Linked DNA regions of Homo sapiens: region 1 is linked to region 2. A link is an interaction called in ENCODE POLR2A ChIA-PET data of the cell type or tissue named here. Cell type or tissue: PC-9. All regions are shown on one strand. Links, peaks and the distances in the headings refer to the core of each region. The heading gives the core; the rest is flanking DNA.

Evidence for each region. ChIA-PET counts read pairs that join two places held together with the same protein. Peaks named below come from ENCODE experiments on the same cell type or tissue, not always from the same donor. Only the 100,000 strongest peaks of a DNase experiment are listed, where the experiment ranks them.
Region 1: POLR2A ChIA-PET joins it to region 2 with 6 read pairs; 3 of 35 experiments call an interaction of 5 or more read pairs at or near these places.

What each region holds. Positions count from the first base shown.
Region 1 is chr9:130,604,331-130,609,330 of GRCh38, reverse strand. The region is part of intron 2 of FUBP3 (far upstream element binding protein 3); the gene reads right to left. Among named protein-coding and RNA genes, the nearest start is that of MIR6856, 19 kb to the left of the region's middle. In PC-9, for the core only: no CTCF peak of the experiment used is centred there; a DNase peak (open chromatin) is centred at 1,940.
Region 2 is chr9:130,835,992-130,847,199 of GRCh38, reverse strand. All of the region lies in intron 1 of ABL1 (ABL proto-oncogene 1, non-receptor tyrosine kinase), which reads right to left. Among named protein-coding and RNA genes, the nearest start is that of ABL1, 6.3 kb to the right of the region's middle. In PC-9, for the core only: no CTCF peak of the experiment used is centred there; no DNase peak of the experiment used is centred there.

The DNA of each region.
Region 1 (5,000 bases), core at 1-5,000, 230 kb after region 2:
TGCCTTTCAAGCCCATTTCACAAAGACAACGGTGCCAAACAGCCTCTTATTATTAAAACCAACTCTGTAATCACATTCCCACAAAACCACTTTAGCTACACTTTTTGTTCCAGTTTCTCCTCTTTCAGCTATTGATGAGTGTCTCTCCTTCACCAGCCATCAGCAAAAATGATTCTGTAGTGTTTCTCTTTTGGAAAATGCAGCTCAGGAAACACAGTCAGCAGACAATGAAAAAATACAAATCCTAAACATATCACAAAGAACCAAATGCACCTTACAACATGCTAAAAAGGGCATTCAGAAATACGTCTTTGGGGAAAGTTATTCTAAGGACATGAGCTAAGTCGCAAAGGATCGATTACACCCACTTGAGGACAGAGAATGAAATGGTTTGACAATTGAACTCCATCTGAATCAGAACAGGGAGCCAACTGCTCTGCTTGTGCTCAAACTCACTGCTGTCATTCTCCGACTGGACAGTAAAGAGACAAAGGAAAAAAAGCAGACCGTGACATTTAAAAAGAAGAAAAAGCAAAGCAAAACAATGCTAGCAAAAAGCAAACGAAGCTACTAAGTCAATACCATATTTCTTCTGGATCAATAACAAGATAATGGTCTACAGCCAAAATATTGACACTAGACACTATTAATCTGCTTATCTCAGGGATAAGAGAATTGTTTTTTACTGACTCTTAAAATTTTCTCTTTGCCTATCTGTTTGAATATAACAAACATTCTTGCTTGGAACAGGTAGTGTTCACAACTCCCATTCTGCATGAAAACTGGACAATCACCAGGTCAGGAAAGAAATCCTCACCACAGACTCAGCCCCTGAATAATGTTGGGGCTGAGACATTCCTGAGGGAGGTATGTTGGCCACATAGGGCAGTGGGGAGGAAAAGAAACACACCAAAGGAGAATGTCAACGACAGAGTACCTGTGAGCTTGGTTAGCTGTTCCTATTTATGGGTCAAGCTCAGCTTCCCTGATTGCTATCAGAATTCCCCTCTTAGTGGGTAAAGAATCTACTGAAGCCAGAAGAACTAAAATGTCTTGAAATGATGAGAACACAGAGGAGAGGTGCTCAGCATTCCTCAGCTGGGGGAATGAGGCCGCACCGTGGGTTCTGGTCCACTGCGTTGTTTGGTAAAGGATGTCAAAGGGCCGATGATCTTCAGAAATTTCTGTCTCAGCCAGAAAAGCCACAGAAACAAAGGGCAGTGCTACCATAAAGAACTTCCTGAGATTCACAAGAATATTCAGAGGGCTCCTGTTCAAAAGCCATTTGAAATTTTGTGCTCATCACAAAAATGGCAATTCCTTTTTGTTGGCAAAGTATGTGTTACAGGTGCCACGCACATGACACCATTCCTGCCAGCCACGGTGGAGGCACTCATAATGACCAGAGATGAAAATGTTCACACTATCATCCCACAGATAGATGGGCTGCTGAGAGCCGCATCACTGAGAGGAAATCAGGTTCAAGTCCAGAGTCAACTCTGAGCTGGCAGATGCTTAGGAAGGATAAATCATCTCCCTCCTCCATGCAAATGCTGGAGTCCACCCAAGGCTGAAACATGTGATTGCAGTTTCATTCCCTTCGGAACATTCCCATTTGCTGCCTAAAAATGAAAACCAGCAGTTAGATCAGGGGCGCTGGGTACTCATATGGCCAACTTCTATGTCCAACTCCAGGAACAGGAACCTCTCCTCAGTCTTCGCAATGAGGAGGGGTCACACTAAGGAGGCAGATGGGAACACCTATCATATTCAATTGAATGGAACTACACTCATTTTCCTGTAAAAAAGGAAAAATGCTGGGTAAAATCAGTCCTGTTTCCACTAATGGTGTGTGCTGGTTGACAATGCATCTTCTTGCTTCTAAAGGTCCCGTTGGAGCAATTCCAGCATATACAGGTGTAGTTCTCGTTTCCCTTGTGCACTATATAATACGAACTGCCTGGGCTGTGAGTCATCCTACGATATCATAAATTCTTTCTGAAGAGTAATACTCTGCCAATTTTAATAATAATCTTAAAAAAAAAAAAAAAGGAGGTCAGGTCAGGTGCTGTCACTCATGCCTGTAATCCCAGCACTTTGGGAGGCCAAGGCAGGCAGATAACTTGAGGCCAGGAGTTCGAGACCTGCCTGGCCAACATGGCAAAACCCTGTCTCTAGTAAAAAAAAAAAAAATACACAAATTAGCTGGGTGTGGTGGTGCACATCTGTAATCCCAGCTACTCGGGAGGCTGATGCACAATGAACCGGGGAGGTGGAAGTTGCAGGGAGCTGGGATCGTGTCATTGCACTCCAGCCTGGGTGACAGAGCAGAACAATCTTAAAAATCAATCAATCAAACAAACAATAACACAAAAAAAGGTGATCAGACACATTTTTCCCTATTAGTGAAGAAAAAAAGATTTCATTTTTTTTTTCTCCTCCAAAAGAAACAAAACTGCACTGGGAAATACATGCAACTTTGCAATACACATCAGCTTTTTTTTTTTCCTGAGACAGAGTCTCGCTCTTCTTGCCCAGGCTGGAGTGCAAAGGCGTGATCTCGGCTTACCACAACCTCTGCCTCCTGGGTTCAAGCGATTCTCCTACCTCAGCTTCCCGAGTAGCTGGGATTACAGGCATGCGCCACTACGCCCGGCTAATTTTGTATTTTTAGTAGAGACGGGGTTTCTCCATGTTGGTCAGGCTGGTCTCGAACTCCCGACCTCAGGTGATCCGCCCACTTTAGCCTCCCAAAGTGCTGGGATTACAGGCGTGAGCCACCGCGCCCGGCCACATCAGCTTTAATAGTTATACCCCCACTCCCACCCCAGCACAAGGAACAAAAATGCCAATTCCTCCTTCACGACAGCACAGCCAGCACGGGCTGGCACCCACACGGAACCACTGGCCAGAGGCAGGTGAGTGAGTCTGTTGGGGGGGGGTGGGGAGAGAGGAATACCAGTTTTTATAACTGTAAAAACAAATAACCCAAATCTTCCTTTTTAGATTTTGAAAACAATCCCCCCTCCTCTGCCTCTTCTTTGGATTTGCAGTCTCCTCTGACTGACCAATGGCTTTCCACACCCCAGCTCAGGTCAGTAACACACACTTAGCGGTGAGGATTCAGGGCGTTTTTAGAAAGCTTTTCCCCCAGGGACACTACAAAGGCTTCCTGTGTTCTAGGCAGCAACTCTTGCTCCAGGGCCACAAAACACTGACATGCTGAGTTCAGCTGAAAGTCCTTTGGCAAGCATAATTTATTAATTTTGCAAATTATTTTTTAAAAAGTGAAAGTAAATTCAAGTTTATCTCAATAATGTCACTCTTTTTTGTTGTTGTTGTTGTTTGAGACAGAGTCTCGCTCTGTCTCCCAGGCTGGAGTGCAGCGGCGCGATCTCGGCTCACTGCAACCTCCGCCTCCCGGGTTCGTGCGATTCTCCTGCTTCAGCCTACCAAGTAGCCAGGATTACAGGTGTGTGCCGCCATGCCTGGCTAATTTTTGTACTTTTAGTAGAGATGGGGTTTTACCATGTTGGCCAAGCTGGTCTCAAACTCCTGACATCAGGTGATCCGCCTGCCTTGGCCTCCCAAAGTGCTGGGATTACAGGTGTGAGCCACCGTGCCCAGCCAATCACATCACTCTTACTTGTAGTCTACTGTAAGCTTCTGTGAGTGGAAAGACCACCACCCCCAGCCACACTAGGTGCTTTCCTGGGCACCTCACCTGCGTGAACCCACTTGGTCCTACAAGAACCCACCTTTGAGGCAGCTACTGTCACTGCCATTCCCATCTTACTGAAGAGGAAGGTGCGATCACACTGCACCCAAGCCCTCAGAGTGGCATGCAGGCGAGGGGCCTGTGCCCATGCAAACTCTGTACCCCTTCATCTTCCCCTGTCCTTTAATTTTGTGGGTTTCAACACTTATCACTGTTTAATTTTGTGCTATTAACTCTCTTGATCATTCTTCATCTCACAAGTCAGCGCCTTCCAGGTGCTGAGCACTGTGACAGGACCTGAGGATACAACAGTCAACAAAGCCACCTTTGCCCTCAGGGAGCTTACAGTCTAGCAGGGAAGGCAGAAGGCAACAGATGAGGGGGCCTACCCTAGCCTCCAGGGACGTGTTGGGCCCTGCACCTTCTCCTCAAGAGCCTAAGAGGAAAAAGAATTCTATGATAGTATATTCATAGCCCTAAGCTTTACTTTCATTTACGCCAGTGTCATGAAATCAATATAGGGGGTCACAACCAGCTTTATTAATAAAAATGAAATAGAAAACAGAATGTACCATATATAATAAGGGTAATGTATTTCATAAAACTTTCATTTCAGTCACATATGTGTTTTAATATGTCTGTACTAACTAGTTCTGATGGAAACAGTTTTTCTCACATTGGGAGTGGTATTTCTTTCTTTTTTTTTTTTTTTGTTTGAGACAGAGTCTTGCTCTGTCGCCAGGCTGGAGTGCAGTGGCACGATCTCGGCTCACTGCAATCTCCACCTCCTGGGTTCAAGTGATTCCCCTGCCTCAGCCTCCCGAGTAGCTGGGACTAAAGGCGCGCACCACCATGCCCAGCTAATTTTTTTGTATTTTAATAGAGGCGGGGTTTCACCTTGTTGGCCAGGATGGTTTCAATCTCCTGACCTCGTTGATCTGTCTGCCTTGGCCTCCCAAAGGGGATTACAAGCATGAGCAACCATGCCAGGCCCGGGAGTAGTATTTCTTAAAGCTTGAAAATAACATGATATAACCCTCATGATAATCTGATGAGGCAGGTATCATCAGGTCCATTGTACAGATGAGGAAACACAGGCTCAGAGACGTTAAGGAACTTGCCCAAGGTCAAACAGCTAATGACTAGCAAAGCTGGGATTCAAACCTTGATCTGTCAGACTCTGAAGTCCACATGTTTAAGTACTATACTATTATGGCACATGAGACAGAGACCCAGGTTCAACCTCCCTTCTGTCACTTATCATGTATCTATCTGGCCTTGG
Region 2 (11,208 bases), core at 3,715-8,714:
ATCTTCAAAAGTGCCTCTCACTCCACTTAAAACCATATTGTTATTTTGTCATAATGTTAACAAAAAGGTTTCCACTCACCAACTAAACTCAGAAAAAATCACTAATTAGCTAGTTGAGCACCGAGAACAGTAATACATCTAAAAAATGCCTCAAACCTCTAAAAAGCTCTGGCTCTGTCTATGACAGTATAAAATTATTTGGAAATTTTATAAGAACCAGGCCACAGAATTCACTGGATCTGTGCATGATTAACTTGTTTAGACAGTATTCTAAGAAAATGGTTTGGGTCTTTAAAGTAAAATTGAAAGATCGTTTTATATAAAAATAATCCTTTCTCAAAGCTGTGAGTCACTGATGAAAAATGTTTACAAAAGATTCTCGGACATGGCATATCTGGCCTAGACTTCCAGGGGCTGCTGGTGCTGTGCCAGACGCTGGCGAACAGTCAGGGAAGGGAAATGCCCATGAACCCCAGTACCGGCTACTTCACAGCCCAAGGGGGGACTTGACCTCCAGGAAAAACATCCCCGGGAAGCTTCCCACCTTCCTGCTGGCACTTGTGCCCAACATCATAGTTCCCACTAGAGTGCAAGGCGGCCAGCTATGGAGCATTCATTACTGTTCACACTGTGGGCTCTCCGGAAGGTTCTTGGAGACGGTTCAGTGTGGGGGGGACAGGAGGATGGAGCATGTCAGACGTGACAAACGTTCCCTTTAATTTTGCTCACATTCAATTATTTAAACTTGTGCTGCTTTATTCATATTTCCTTTGTGGGTCCTTCGCTATTATCCTCCAGTTCAAGGAATCTCTGTAATTTAAAAATCTATAAAACAGATCCTTCTAAAAAGAGGCTTCGTGTTTTATTTCATACTCCGTTCCAGCGGATGAGATCATGCTCAGACTATTCTCAAGTTATTTTATAACAGTCTCAAACAACTTTTCAAAATATGAGCTTAGAGGAAAAGTATTATTTCCCACATTTTGAGCTTGATGAAAGTCATTTTATCTATTTCTACATGGTCCTTTATTTTGTAATTTACACCTTCACCCAGAGAAGTTAAAATTATTAAAACACACACACACACAAGCACACACACACACACACACACACACACAGACATACGTTTAACTGAACACAGCCTTTGTGTTATCTTCAAATCCCAAAACACTGTGTCAGCTGCTAGGGTGCAGGGAGGGGCAGGGCAGTGGGGGAAAGACGTAAAGAACCAGCAGTAGCCCCGCTCCTTGGAGAAACACAGCTGCTGAAAACTTACAGACTCAACAGCAAAAGTCTAACGGAAGGCCAGCGCTGTCCTGTGGATGAATTTTTTTTTTTTTAGATAGAGTTTTGCTCTTGTTGCCCGGGTTGGAATGCAATGGTGCATTTACAGAGGATTGCAAAGGAGAACAGTCCTCAAAAGACTTTTTGAAACAGTCCTCAAAAGACTTTTAAAAACTTGTAATATAGCTCTTATTAATGCCTTAAATAACTGTCTCTTTATTCGCACATTAAATAACAAGGTCCAGTGGCAACTATGTCATTTCAAAGTAGTGGTGCGAACAATGATCACAACCGTCACCTGATATCAAACACCTGGTTTCTGGCCAGGTGTGGTGGCTCACTCCTGTAATCCCAGCACTTTGGGAGGTCGTCTCTACTAAACCACGTCTCTACTAAAAATACAACAATTAGCTGGGCGTGGTGGTGCACATCTGCAGTCCCAGCTACTCGGGAGGCTGAGGCAGGGGTTTCGCTTGAACCCGGAAGGTGGAGGTTGCAGTGAGCCAAGATTGCATCACCACGCTCCAGCCTGGGCAACAGAGCTCGACTCTGTCTAAAAAAAAAAAAAGAAAGGTTAAGATTTGGACTGTTGATGGGGATAGGAGTTAGGATGGAGAATTTTGTTTCTTAAAAATTGTCTGGCTAAGACATTGTCATGTAAAAGATTCCAGGGGAAATATTTAAACCTTGGACTAATTAAATAACTTTATTTTTAAAGGAGGTTTCTCTAGAAACTCATTTAATCTACTGCCTATAATGGCTACAAGTGGAAAGTAATAAAACTGCATTTATTTTAAAAGAAAATTGCATAATTTGGACCTCTCACTAATTTATCCCAGTCTCCTTTTTAGGCTCTTCCTGTGAGAATGCTGAGGTTTTACTGAGCCAATTCCTTAGTGCAGGACTTGTTAACCTGGAAGACCCTGGGAGTCTGGGATAGAATTCAAGGGCTCCATGTCCTCTGATGGGAAAAATTAAAATTTTATTTCACTAACCTCTTACTAAAATGTAGCATTTAATTTTTTTAAGAACACAGGTAACAAACCAGAGTAGAAGTACAGTGCCTGTGACTGTCTCTGGTAGAAACTAGGTATTTCTTTTTTTGTTTGGTGGGGAAACCGAGTTTCACTCTTGTCATTCAGGCTGGAGTGCGGTGGCGCGATCTTGGCTCACTTCAACCTCCGCCTCCCGGGTTCAAGTGAGTCTCCTGCCTCAACCTCCTGAGTAGCTAGGATTACAGGCGCCTACCACCATGCCCAGCTAATTTTTATATCTTTAGTAAAGACGGGGTTTCACCATGTTGGCCAGGCTGGTCTTGAACTCCTGACCTCAAGTGATCTGCCTGCCTTGGCCTCAAATATTAACCTTTCTGAAGATACACAGTCCCTGTCCCCCTCCCTCAACCAAAAAGGAAAAAAAAAAAATTGTGTCACCTTCCAAGAATCTACGGTGAAAAAGTCTCCAATTACTGGAAATGGAGTACAAAGACACTCATAAATAGAGATGCCACTATCTTCAAGGCCATTCTGAACACCTGCCATTGACGCCCATATCAGGACTGAGGCTGGAAGTCATCCTCTGTCAGTTCCCACCCTGCATCTTGGCACTTTTCCTCCTCAATCTCTCATCACTTCTGTCCTTTCCATGCTCTACCACGCCCTTGGCTGGGTCCCCCTTTGGCCATTCCACCTCCACTCCCTACTATCAGGGCCATCTTTCTCAAATGCAGACCTGACCAGGTCACTCTCTTGCTTCAAATCCCTTAGAGATGGCTGCCAGCCGAGAGGCAGAAGAGAGCATGGGCTTGGGAGGTGGCCCTGTCTCCCAATGGTCAGCTACCACTTACTGGCAGTGTCATCGGGGGCAATGCTGGGATCATGATGTGCTTTGCAGGGTAGCTGGCAGTTTGCAGCTAACATGGGACATGTTTTTGAGGGCCTAGGCATGCACAGGCCCTCAAAAAATGGCTGGGGTTGTTATTCCTTCCACCACTATAGTAAAAGTCTGAGCTCCTGAAGCAGGCATGCCAGGCTCTTCAGGGTTGAGACTGGGAGCATCTGGCCCTCTACTCCTGCTTTCCATTCCAGCCTCTCCAAACTCCTTTCAGATCCCCCAGGCCTCCTGTTGCTTGCCTCTCCTGACTGCACTGTGACAAGTGCCATTTACTCTCCCTAGAGTTCGTTCCCCAGCCTCTTCTGCTCTTCCTGGCCTCCCCATCTCCCATAAACCTTCTCTAACCGGTCCTTCCTCCTCCCCATCACCTCGCCCACAACAGGATGCTTCTCCTTTAACCCATTTGGGTACCTGGTGTCTGTCTCTATCACCACCCTGCATCTATCACCCAGTAAGCAATCTGTTCACATGTCCCCAGCAGTACAAAAAGCATGGGCTCTGGGTGGACAGGCCTTGTTCAAACCTCAGCACCAGCATGTCTTGAAGACATTTGTTTCTGAGCCTCAGTTTCTCAACTGCACAACAGGGCAACAACGGCATGGCATCAACCTAGTTGGGCTGTCGGGAGGGCTCAATGAATCCTGCATGCAGAGAATTTCTGCATGGATGCCAACTGTGGCACCTGACACTGGGATGCTCACTACAGAACAACCGCGTCTTCTCTTATGCCACGCCTTCTCTTCTGCCACCACAACAATGTAAACTCCTCTGGGGTAGAGACCAAGTCTCTCATATCTCAGAGCCTTCTGTGCCTGCTCAGTGCAACGCAACAACACAGCACTGCTGGGTGAACTCAGATGTGGAACACCCTGCACTTGTCTGTCTTTAGCTACAAGGTACTGAAAAGTGCAGTTTAATAATCTGTTAACCTGTAATAAGAGCAGCAATAATGACAGATAGTAAAGTTGAAAAACAAATGCAACCTGACCAGGAAAACCTATATAAAAGCCTAGGGAACATAATGATTTGTTTTGACTGAAATATAAACCATGGCCAAAATCCTAAAGGTATAATGTAAAAACACAGTTCTCTGTGCTTTCAAAAGAAATAGGATTTGCTCCAGATTCCTAACAGACACCACAGTGAGCTCGCCGGACACCTTCCCAACAGGTTCCAGGAATCCCTGCAGTGGCCGCAGATCCAGACTGTCCACAGTCAGCCTGCTAATACCCACAAAGGCATTTTTATTGTCACAGGCCATTTGCAACAGACTGAAAGGCCTCCCCTTCTGCTGCCAGCCATGGCTGGTTTGAAAGCATTCACATTTCCTCTTCTTTTAACATGTCTTCATGGACTCCGGGGTCAGCTGACACCAGAGGCACTGGGCTACCCAATGACAGGCAATTTCCCCAGAAAGCCTTGTTAGCCATTAGTATTTTTATTGCTGATCTGGGTAAATGAACATGACCCTCCCCACCCTCATGGTATTTTGGCTTCAAAAAGCAATGCCTAATTGTATTCACGGCCTGTCTTTAAATACAATTTTAAGGTATTCAATGAACAACGCTATTAGCTAAATTTGAGGGCTTGTAAGACAGATAAAGACTAGGTTTCTATAGAGAATTTAAGAGTAATGAGGTTAAAGTTTATGCAACTTAATGTGATAGAATAATAGCTAATACTTACTGATCCCGTATCAAGTGCCAGCACTTCATCTGCACTGAATCCCTATAACCTTATTACGTAGACTCTATTATGAAGGCATTTGAGGGCAGGAAATGGAAACAGAGAGATGTGAAGTTACTGATGGCCTCTCTCTCCAGCTACCCATCCATACATCAGCTGCCTGTCCATCATCTGTCTCCTGCGCTTCTCTTGCTCTCACTCATTCTCTCTCTGTACCCACCCACCCCAGCCCCACTGGCCATCCTATTCCTCTTTGTCTCCCTTCTCTCAGTCTTCCTTCCCTCCCAGCTTGTTTTTTTTTCCCTTTCCTGTCTCAACCTTTTTGTATTTGTCTCTCAGTCTCTGTCTCTATAGATTTCCCCCTTATGTCTCCCCTTCCTCCCTCCCTCTCTCTCTCTCTATCTCCTTCCCACCTATTTCTCTCTGTCTTCCCTATCACCAGTACTCAACACACGCAATATAACAAAAATATTTATGGTGTAACATGGTAAAGAAAGAAGGATTTGAAAACCAACTTTTTTTTTTGAGCTGGAGTTTTTGCTCGTTGCCCAGGCTGGAGTACAATGGTGAGATCGCGGCTCACTGCAACCTCTGCCTCCCAGGTTCAAGTAATTCTCCTGCCTTAGCCTCCTGAGTAGCTGGGATTACAGGCACTCCCCACTACGCCTGGCTAATTTTTTATATTTTTAGTAGAGACAGGGTTTCAGCATGTTGGCCAGGCTGGTCTCGAACTCCTGACCTCAGGTGACCACCTGCCTCGGCCTCCCAAAGTGCTGGGATTACAGGCGTCAGCCACCGCGCCCGGCCTGAAAACCAATTTCTAGAGCAAGCTTGTTCAACCCATGGCCCACGGGCTGCATATGGCCCAGGACGGCTTTGAATGTGGCCTAACAAATTTGCAAACTTTCTTAAAAACATTATAAGATTTTTGGCCCGGTGCAGTGGCTCACGCCTGTAATCCCAGGGCTTTGGGAGGCCGAGGTGGGCGGATCACGAGGTCAGGAGATGGAGACCATCCTGGCTAACATGGTGAAACCCCCGGGCGCCTGTAGTACCCTCTACTAGGGAGGCTGAGGCAGGAGAATGGCGTGAACCCAGGAGGCGGAGCTTGCAGTGAGCTGAGATCGTGCAACTGCACTCCAGTCTGGGCGACAGAGTGAGACTCTTGTCTCAAAAAAAAAAAGAAATGAGATTTTTGTGGGATTTGTTTTGTTGGTTTAGCTCATCAGCTATCGTTAGTATGTTTTACGTGTGGCCCAAGACAATTTTTCTCCCAATGTGGCCCAGGGAAGCCAAGATTGGACACCCCTGTTCCAGAGTAACGATTCTACCCATCTGAGGACAAAGTTACACTATCAAAACTAAGTAATTATAATTAGCAAGCTATTCTTCCTAATGGCTTTGAAACTGTAACTTTATTATGTAAGAAAACAAGACTGACTATAAGCTGATAATTGTTAAAGCCACATCATAAGTACATGGGAGTTCATTATGCTGTCTACTTTTGAGACAGTTTTAGGCTGGGTGCAGTGGCTCATGCCTGTAATCCCAGCACTTTGGGAGGCTGAGGTGGGAGGATTGCTTGAGCCCAGGAGTTTGAGACCAGCCTGGGCGACATAGTGAGACCCATCTCTATTTTTTTTAATTAAAAAAGAGATAGTTTTAAAAATTGACACTAAAAAAGAACAAACAAACCTATGAATTTATTTTATAAATTGTTCTTCTGTGTGTTTAATTAAGATCCACCATTATGGAGGAAAAGTTAAAGTCTTCCAATATCCCATTTGATCTTTAGTTCTTATGTATTTAAGAAAGCTACCCATTGATTTATTTTCTGCTTTTATTTCAGATCAATGATTATACTGGCACAATTACAATGACTTGATTTTACAAGGTGGTAAGTGGCACCAGATTTTCAGTTTTCACGTTTGAGGCTGTGGAAATATTGTCTCTGGACAGGAGAAATAAAATGCCAACCATGAGCCAATGGGAATTTCTCTTCCACAATGAAAATATTCACTACGGGAATAACAGAGGGTGCGAGGAAGAGAAGACATTTTTCAGCCAAAAATCAAGGACAGGAAGTATTAATTATACGCATCAAAACACACTTAGAAACAAACTGCTTTATTAGCAAGAAAAACTATGGGTGGGATTGGCTGAATTCTGTCATCACTTCAACCATTACAGAAACTGGTAAAGCCACCATTTTAGGCTGCTAAATATTTGCTTAAAGTAACAACAGCTTACTTTTCTGCTAGGCTCTTGTTCTGTGCCAGGCTCCCTGCTAAACAATTTACATGAAGTCTCTCAACAACTCAGTGAGGTAGGGATTACTACAGGCCTTATTTTAGAAATGGGAACACCAAGGTACAGTGAGCCTCGGTGAATGCGCAAGACCAGCCAAGAGCACAGGTGGCATTTGGGTCCAGACTGGCTGGCTCGGGAGCTGCCTGCCTGTGCAGAAGAATGAGACCCTAGGAACGCTGTGTGAGCCATAAACCTGCCTGGACTAAAGAGCATCTCAGAGGAATCTCGTATCAACATAACACAAACATACATTTAACTCTTACCAGTTTCAGAGCTTTCCCTCAATCATCTTATAGACCCTCAAAACAATCCTCTAAGGTGGCTGAACAGAGATTGGTCTCTCTGTCTTAGAGGTAAAAACACGGAAGCTCAGAGAGGTCAGAGGAAAACTGGGATCTCCTGCCTCCAAATTGAAAAGTACTGCCACCTAAACTGGGGCCCTTCCTCTTTTCTAGAAACCTCAGGGCACTGGTGTGAAAATTAAGTGAGGCTGCACATGATGTGCTCAGTGCCAGGGCCTGTGACATTGTAAATGGTCAACAATGTTAATAGCACCCAAAATGAAATGGACAGACTGGCCTTTTATTAGGTAACAGAAAGAGTCTCACTTTCTTTGTTACTGAACAAGGGAAGTATCTGATGACCTCAGGAGAGAGCAGAAAGCAAGCATAAGCTTCTCCAAAGCTCAAGTTCTAAAAGCGTATCTGTATGGCTGGCACCACATGAAGCATCCGCTGGAAAGTTAGCTGCTGAAAAGAAGCATTTAAAAGTGGGCCCTTAAAATAAATTTCGAAAGTTCAGGCTGAGTGCAGTGGCTCATGCCTGTAGGGATGCACTTTGGGGAGGCCAAGGTGGGAGGATCACTTGAGGCCAGTAGTTCAACACTGGCTTGGCCCGGGCAAACTAGTAAAAATAGTGAGACCCTGTCTCTACAAAAAAAAAAAAAAAATTTTAATTAGTCAGGTAGCATATGCCTGCAGCCCCAGCTACTTGGGAGGCTGAGGTGGGAGGGTTGCTTGAGACCAGGAGCTCAAGGCTGCAGTGAGCTGTGATTGTGCCACTGCAGTCCAGCCTGGGTGACAGAGCAAGACCCTATCTCCAAAAGCAACAATAACAACAACAACAAAAAGTTCAAGAAGAGTTCAGTTCACAGACATTAGTTTTTGATTCTACAGTACACAACTGTCACATACATGTACAATATTCAGGCACAATGTATGTAAATACAAACACATGAACAAATGAAAATAAAATGAAAAGAAAACCCTGAATTCAAAAGGCTAGTGTTCATGTTTTCTTTGACGTCTCCAGGGGAAAGAAATAATCAGAAAATTCAGTGTTCAAAGTAGACCGAATATTGCAAAGCTAAATGCGGTCCTGGTGAATAGATACTGCTATAAACATGCATATTCACAAAAAGCTGGAGAGCAAAATTCACATGTTATAATAAATGCTTATATGTGCACACAGTATTTCTAGAAGGACACACATAAAACTCCAGGGTGATTGCCTCTAGGTGGGGAAAATGAATAGGAGAGGGAATTACTTTTCACTAAATACCCTTTTAGGATTTCTTACATACAAGTATTTTTATATACATTTAAAAAAAATTAATCCTACTGTTAAAGCTAATCATTTTGCCAGGATCAGGTTTCTAGAAAAGAAAAAGAGACTACCCTTACATTTCAGGGATTAATTGGAGGAGTTTCTGGAGATACCATTTTGAAAATCACAGTGAATTCCAAAAGAGACATCAGTAGAGCATCCAGTGGCTAAAAGTGGGCTCTCCCAAGCCAGATAGCATGAGTTCAAATTCCAGTACCCCCACTCACTGGCTCTGTGACCCTAGACAAGTTACCTAACCTTTTGGTGACTCAGTTTCCTCATCTATAAAATGGAAATAATCATAGTGCTATCATGAAATATAACTATATCAGATCACATAGAGTAATAAAACAGTATTTGGCACATAGTAAGCATTTAATAATTGCTAGCCATCTTTATGTTTACCAGTGTTGCTTTGACAGCTAGGCTGAGTAGCAGGTAGCATGCACCATCAAACCACATTTATGGTGGAAGCTTCTTTGATAGAACAATGAAAAACTTGATCTCATTCAATTCTCTCCCTGACAGGGAATGCCTGGGACCCTGAGTGGGCGTCAATAAACACTGACTGACTGATCGACACTGATTGACTGATTTAGGCTGTCAGTGAAAGTGGAAAGCCTGGATTACTCATCCAGATGTTAGGAACTATTTTTCCCAAAAGACAAATAGCACTTCCAGTCTTTAAAAGACTATCGCTGAGGCTTGTTAAAGTCTACCAACTACAAAATGATAATTCCATTTACTTTCTCTAATTAACTATAACAACGAAAAGAAGAAAACTCAGTAAGAAAGAATTCCTAGAGTGACACCTTCCTAGAAGAAGGTTTAACCCAAGGCAGTCTGCTGTACTAGAACTTTTTTTTTTTTTTGAGACTTTAGAGTCAACATTATAATTCATTTCAAGACATGTTGGAATGAGTTTTAGATTTTTTTCCCAAAACAATAATTAAACCAGCCAGGTCCATACTAAATCTCCGGTTTACTCCCAGGAAAACAAAACAATGACTTGGCAAAGCTGTGACCTAAACTTTGCTCCAGCTCTGCACTTACAAAAGTCCATTCATCCCCGCCTTAGGCACCCATCTGCAAAGTGGAGATGATGATGCCTAACACTAACTCGATACAGATGTAAATGAGAATGTGCTCAGAATTTTGAGCAACTTGGAAAAAATAAGCGATGTATTAATTGAAGATGATTTGGAATGCTCAGACATCAACTTTTAGGGACAAATAAACAATCTCCACCCTCCAAATGCTAGGCTCTGTGAGCCCACTCCACCTAGATGAGCCTTCTCTGGGCCATTCAGCCCCCTGGAATCCCAGAGACAGAAGAGGAGTGAGGTACACAAACTGTGGCAAGAAGGGCAAACAGGTTTCACCCACATCACTAGTGCGATCTGCATATGTGACTCCAAGCAGGCCTTCAGGGTAGAGTCAGAGGTTAAGGAAAGAAAAATAGGTTAGAAAATAAATGAGGCCTGTTTATTTCTCCTGCTTTTTTAAAAAGAAAAACATGGCATTCTAGCAGAAATCCTACTTGATCTAAAGTGAGCTTCACATTTCTTTCTACTCTTTTTTTTTTTTTTTTTTTTTTGAGACCGAGTCTTGCTGTGTCGCCCAGGCTGGAGTGCAGTGGCGCGATCTTGGCTCACTGCAACCTCCCCCTGCCGGGTTCAAGCAATTCTCCTGCCTCAGCCTCCCGAGTAGCTGGGATTACAGGCGTGTACCACCACGCCCGGCTAATTTTTTGTATTTTTAGTAGAAATAGGGTTTCACCATGTTGGCCAGGCTGGTCTCGAAATCCTGACCTCAAATAATCCACCCGTCTCGGCCTCCCAAAGTGTTGGGATTACAGGCTTGAGCCACCGCGCCCGGCCACATTTTTACTCTTATATTCTTAGTTGAAAACAACAGAGAAGTCCAAGTGCCACTCCATCTCTGAAGCACAGATAGCCTTTCTGCTGAAGGCAATGGTCTGGGAGCACCAGTCTCAAATCAGATCAATTTCATACCCACCTAGAAGCTACGAAAGTGAAGACCCATAACCCTTAATTTACTTTTTTTCCATTTATAAAACTAAAGACTACAACAGGAAAGAAAAATAAAATAAAACAGATGTAATTAGAGAAGGAGAGTAGGTAGAAAGAACGCAAAAGTGAAGCCCTCCTGGCCCTGAGCTTCACTTAAGGAAACGAACATGACACCCCAGTACTCTGGGGGACTCCTTGGAAACGCCTTCTTAAATGGGCTCCCCTCCCCTGAAAAGAGAGCGAATTCCTAAGACCTCTTCGTGGTCTGTAGATAAGATGGGGGTGGGGGAGATGGAAAGATCACTTGAAATTCTGTATCCATAAATGGTAGAGTGGTGCTCCTTGTGTACATGATGCTTAATGGAAATCGCATGTTTTCACAAACACGGGTCGATCT